Regions from separate parts of the Homo sapiens genome. Here region 1 is linked to region 2. A link is a loop called in an ENCODE intact Hi-C map of the cell type or tissue named here. Cell type or tissue: breast epithelium. All regions are shown on one strand. Links, peaks and the distances in the headings refer to the core of each region. The heading gives the core; the rest is flanking DNA. Region 1 has its middle 36 kb from the start of LINC00545. Region 2 has its middle 34 kb from the start of ALOX5AP.

Region 1 (2,916 bases), core at 166-2,665, 78 kb after region 2:
TTGAGGCGGGAGGATCACTGTTACCCAGGAGTTCAAGAATGCAGTGAGCTATGGTTGTGACACTGCACTCCAGCCTGGGCAACAGGGCAAGATCCTGCCTCTAAACAAATTAAAAAAGAAGAAGAAGAAGAAGAGATAGTTTGTTACTCACAGTTCCTAAGAGAAGAAGGCACACCCTGCATGGGGTGCCACGTGGGGAAGCACTGGGTTGGGGGCAGAGGAAGAGGGAGGCAGGGTGGACAGGGCTGGGATTGGCTAGTTTGAACCCTTTCAGTGGGCTCTGGGGCGTAGGGACTGTCCCTAGCCGTCTGATCCCTGGCCCTAGGGTCATTAGGGGAGGTGGATAGTGGCTCAGAGCAGGAAAGCCAAATAGAGGAAGTGGTTTGGGTATGAACTCTGGATTGGTTTGTTTACATTTTAAAAGCATCCTCCTGCGTGAGTTGTTTACTATCTTCAGGAGTTGGCGGAACTGAATTTGACCAGCATGACTCTAGAGGTCAAAGCATCAGAAAATAAAGGATATAATGTCCTGCCACACTGTGTAACAGAGGCCCACACTGTGCGCCTAAGCCCCCAACAATGTTGAGAGGTTTAATGACTTTTTTTGTTTGTTTTGGAGACAGGGTCTCACTCTGTTGCCCAGGGTGGAGTGCAGTGGTGTGATCATAGCTCACTGCAACCTCAAACTCCTGGGCTCCAACGATTCCTCTGCCTCAGCCTCCTGAGTAGCTGGGAATACAGGCATGCGCCACTACGCCCAGCAAATTTTATTTTTTGTAAAGACGGGGTCTCATTTTGTTGCCTCAGCTAGTCTCAACTCCTGGCCTCAAGTGACCCTCCTGCCTCAGCCTCCCAAAGTGCTGTGATTATAGGCATGAGCTACTATGCCCGGCCTTAATGACATTTTTAAAAGCATTTGTAAATGATGTTGAAAGTTATTCCAACACACTTACCACATAACACATTTGTTAGTCATCTGCTCTTAGTGATACATGTAACAATAGGATGTATCCATTCTTTCCCACCTCCTGACACCACTACCAAATACCTTTCTTGGCCTCAATGACTCTAAATGAACTTAGTTTAGACCAAACATGGGAGAAGGAAGAAAAAGCTGAAGGTTTATAGTTTATATTTAATTCTAATTTCCCCTTCTGAGAAACATTGTATTTTCATTAGAGGCATGGGTTGCCTGGGACATATGGTTATCAGGCCGGATTTTTAGTTGTCTACAAAGTAACACAGACATTACCAAAAAAAGTTCTCATGCAGTTGAATGACTAGGGAAAGGACCACCTGGATGGATGAAGATGTTGGTCTCAGCTGTGCACTCTTGCTGCCAGATTGCAGGGCTTACCTATCTCCTGATACTGAGCAGTTTCCAAACTAGTCACACAGATACCTAAGTAGGTCAGGTGCTCACAGCATGACTACTAAGTAGCTGCTCACTCTGCAGGAGGACGGGGAAGGGCTGGTCTGCTGCTTGCCGCAATGTTTGCTGCGCACTCAAAAAGTGCTGGGCCCTTGACCCTGGATTCCTCTGCTGAGGTGCATCCCACTGAGTGTGTAGCCCTCATCTGGGCCTGTTGCGCCATGGGACTCGGGGCAGGACGCCTGCTGCAAAGATGCTAGCACTCTCTGAAGTAAGTGAGTGTGCTGTGAATAATAACATCTTTCGTCTCTGATCCAGGAGTGTCATGTCTTCTGTCAGAATCCATGACACTTGTTAGCTCACAGCTGGGGTAAAACCTTAAACCTTCCACAGGTCTTGACATAAGAATCCAGCTATTGCATTAAAATATAACTAGTATATATTATAAAGCAGCTGCCAGTCCATGGAACAGGGAGAACTTGTGCTTAGGTGAGAGAGACACCTGGCCATGAACACTAACGGCCGTTTTAAAAGGAGACAAGCTTCTACTTCATTTGGATCTTAGGCAGTGGGGCATTCACATAAGATGATTGCTGGTTCGAAGGAAAGAACCAAAAAAAAAAAAAAAGAGAAACTTTTAGCTTTTGTTATGATTATGTTCCCAGCAAATTGATGATTTGTTTGAAGAATGAAAACTCCTAGAAGGGGTCACTGGAAAGGAAAAACTTAAAATGATGATGATCTGTAGGGTGATTTTCCTGAGAGAAAAGCATACTTTGCACTAATGGCTATCTTCCCAGTGAATTCATTTTGAAGCCAAAGTGGATAATTCCCAGCAGCCAGCCTCCACCCCAGGGGATCTATCCCCCATTCATCCAGACAGCAATGTTGATGGGTGGACAGTGGGGCAGCCCAGAGCCGAGTCCTTCCCTCACCCTTCCTGCCTGAAGTCGCCATCCCTCCATCAGCAGAGAGTGTAGTCAACTTGTTAACCACAGAGCAGGACACGTACGACTCCTTATTTCCTTATGTCTCTTTTAAGCACAGCTCCATTGCACCCATGTTCAATTTTAGCCTCAGCGTCTGCCCTTAGCCACAAGTTCCCGGCATCTCTGTGGGAATTCATGATTGTGAGAGGAAGACAAGCCCCGTGTGAAGGGATGATTCACCCTCTCCCTTGAGAGTTTCAGTCTCAAAGCTGCCAGCAAATGGGTCTTGATGGAGACAAGTAGGAGACTGAGTATTTGGGTAGATGTCGTCATTTTAAATCTCTGCTGGGAGGAAAAAAAAAACAACGAAAAAAATCAAAACAAAAGCCCTGTCAAACCGCATTATAGCCCTTCTCTACGTAATAACTAGGAGGTCAGAGTTGCAAAATGCATAGAGAAGAAGTATTCCTGTTCTACGAGGACTTTTAGGACAGGAAGAAAAAGCCATACAAAATGAGAAAGGCCTTGTTAAGGCTGGAAATGCTAACGTTTCACTGGTAGGTATCTGCTCTCGATGCAGTCTTCTCCATGGGTTCTGTGGTCCTTCTCCTCACC
Region 2 (2,916 bases), core at 214-2,713:
AGCTGGGATTACAGACACACACTGCCACGCCTGGCTAATTTTTGTATTTTTAGTAGAGACGAGGTTTTGCCATGTTGGCCAGGCTGGTCTTGAACTCCTGACCTCAAGTGATCCGCCCACCTCAGCCTCCCAAAGTGCTGGGATTACAGACGTGAGCCACCATTAACCATTTTTCTATCTCCTGTGGGAAAGGGCACAGTGAAAGAACAGATGAAGCTGAGACATACAAGTGAACTCCTCCCTCCTCTCCATTTAGACTAAAATAGGATTATTCATACTGAGATTCTCCCTGGTTGCAAAGAGATAATCTGTGCAACTGGGTTTTTACAATTATCCCTACCCTATGCTTTCCTCATCTGTCTTCCTCGTAGTCAGCTCAGGCTGCTATAACAAAACACCATAACTGGGGGCTTTTGAACAACAAAACTTTACTTCTCACAGTTCTAGAGGCTGGAAATCCAAGATCAAGTTTCTGGCAGATTCGGTGTCTAATGAGGTCCTGCTTTCCAGTTTATAGACAGTGCCTTATCGCTACCGCCTTACACAGTGGAAGGAGAGGACGAGAAGCTCCTTGGGCTTTTTTTTGTTTCTTTCTTTCTCTCTCTCTCTCTTTTTTTTTTTTTTAATAAGGTCACTATCTTAGTCCATTTTGTGTTGCTAAAAGGAACATCTGAGGTTGAGTAATTTATTTTATTTTAAAAAGTGGCCAGGCATGGAGGCTTATCCTGTAACCCTAATCCTTTAGGAGGCCAAAACAGCAGGATTGTTTGAGGCCAGGAGTTCAAGACCAGCCTAGGCAAGATAGTGAGACCCCATCTACCCCATCTCTACTAAAATTTTAAAAAATTAGCTGTGTGTTGTAAAGTGTGCTTGTAGTCCCGGCCACTTGAGAGGCTGAGGTGGGTGGAGTTCAAGGCTGCAGTGAGTTATGATTGAGCCACTGCACTCCAACCCGGGTAACGGGGCAAGACCTTGTCTCTATTTAAAAAAAAAAAATCTTTATGTGGCTCACTATTCTGGGTGGCTGGAAAGTTCAAGATTGGGCATCTGCATCTGGTGACAGCCTCATGTCGCTTCCAGTCATGGGGGAAGACGAAGGAGAGCTGGCACGTGCAGATATCACGTGTTGAGGGCAGAAGCGAGAGAGAGAGGGGAGAGATGCCAGGCTCTTTTTAACAACCAGCACTGGGGAAACTAATAGAGTGAGAGCTCACTGACTCCTGAGGGAGGACATTAATCTATTGATGAGCGACCTGCCTCCATGACCCAAACACCTCCAACGATACCCCACCTCCAACACTGCCACACTAGGGATTAACTTTCAACTTGAGATTTAGAGGGGGGAAACTTACAAACTATCGCAGGCACTAATACCACTCATGAGGGCTCCACCTTCATGACCTAATCACTTCCTAAAGGCCTTACCTCTTAATCTCATCACATTGAGGATTCGATTTCAACTTGAATTTTGGGGGGACACCAACATTCAGGCCATAGCATCATCTCAATAACTGTCCCATTGGTGGTCACTCAGGCCCCAAACAAAGGAACCTTCCTCCATTCCTTTCCGCCCTCCCACCCACAGTCAATCATCCCCAAGCTCCATCAGCTCCACCTTTAACGGCCAACCCACCTCTGCCACATCTCACCATCTCCACTGCTATCCCTGTCACCTGGGCCCACCATTCTCTCTCCTGGACAGTCTCCATAGCCACCTCTGTCAGATTTATTTTATTTTTTTATTTTTTTTTTTGAGACAGGTTCCTGCTCTGTTGCCCAGACTGGAGTGCCATGGCATGATCACATCTCACTGCGGCCTCCATCACCTGGGCTCAAGCAATCCTCCCATCTCAGCCTCCCAAGTAGCTGGGACTACTGGCACCACCATACCTGGCTAATTTTTTGTTGTTGTTGTTTAATTTTTAATACAGATGAAGCCTCACTATGTTGCCCAGGCTGCTCTTGAACTCCTGGGCTCAAGTGATCCTCCGGCCTTGGCCTCCCAAAGTGCTGGGATTACAGGCATGAGCCACCGTGCCCAGCCCATCAGATGTTAATGCTACACGCACTTGCTTAAAATCCCCCAGATAATTCTCGCTGCTCTTGGAATAATTCCCACACACCTTGGCGTGGCCATGCAGGCTCTGTGCCATCGGATATGTCCCTGCCCCCTCTCCCAACTCCTCCTTTCGCTTGCTCGTTCACTCAGTTCCAGCCACATTGCCCTGGGAGCTGCTCCCACCATGGGGCTTCCTAATGCACTGGTCTCTCTCATGCAGTGGGGCCTCTCCCTCCTTTTACTCAGTGTCTCCCAGCACCCACCTCCTCCAGAGCCTTCCCTGACCACCACACCTACACCTAGGCCCTTCCTCCTCCACGCTCCCTCCTCCACCCCGGCCTCCTACCCACGTGTCACTTCTTTATACTCGCTGCCACCTGAAATTAGATCATTTATTTACCCCTTTATTTGTTCAGTTTGCCTTGTCCGTTAGAATATAAGCTTCCAAAGGGCAGGAGCTTTGCCTATATTGTTAGGCCGGGCATACAATGAGCACTCAAAAAAATATTTGATGAGTGTATGAAAGAACAGACTGGGTTATGTAATTGTGCCTACTTACCTATATGACCGTGTGGTGGGGTTTATGGTGGGTGTGGTGGTGATGGCTATAGGGCTATAAGCAAATTTGGGACAGGGAGTCTAAGAAATGTTCTTAAATTTTAGTAAGCAAAGCATCCTCTACAGAACCTGTCTTAAAACATGAAAGTTCCTTAGTGCTACCCCCAGAGGTATGATTTGGTAGGTCAAGGATAGGGCCTGGAAATTCACATTCTTGTTAAGATGTTCTTCATCCGGGGTTTGTTGACCACCTTTTCAGAAGATTTTTGCTCTGTAGCTGTACTACCCAATGCAGTAGT

Evidence for each region. Peaks named below come from ENCODE experiments on the same cell type or tissue, not always from the same donor. Only the 100,000 strongest peaks of a DNase experiment are listed, where the experiment ranks them.
Region 1: a loop joins it to region 2, with 16 times the contacts of the local background. A loop is called at or near these places in 1 of 110 quality-filtered maps.

What each region holds. Positions count from the first base shown.
Region 1 is chr13:30,845,534-30,848,449 of GRCh38, forward strand. No RefSeq gene overlaps it. Among named protein-coding and RNA genes, the nearest start is that of LINC00545, 36 kb to the right of the region's middle. RefSeq lists enhancers at 2,360-2,419, 2,530-2,619. In breast epithelium, for the core only: no CTCF peak of the experiment used is centred there; no DNase peak of the experiment used is centred there; H3K27ac peaks cover 746 bases.
Region 2 is chr13:30,767,632-30,770,547 of GRCh38, forward strand. No RefSeq gene overlaps it. Among named protein-coding and RNA genes, the nearest start is that of ALOX5AP, 34 kb to the left of the region's middle. In breast epithelium, for the core only: no CTCF peak of the experiment used is centred there; no DNase peak of the experiment used is centred there.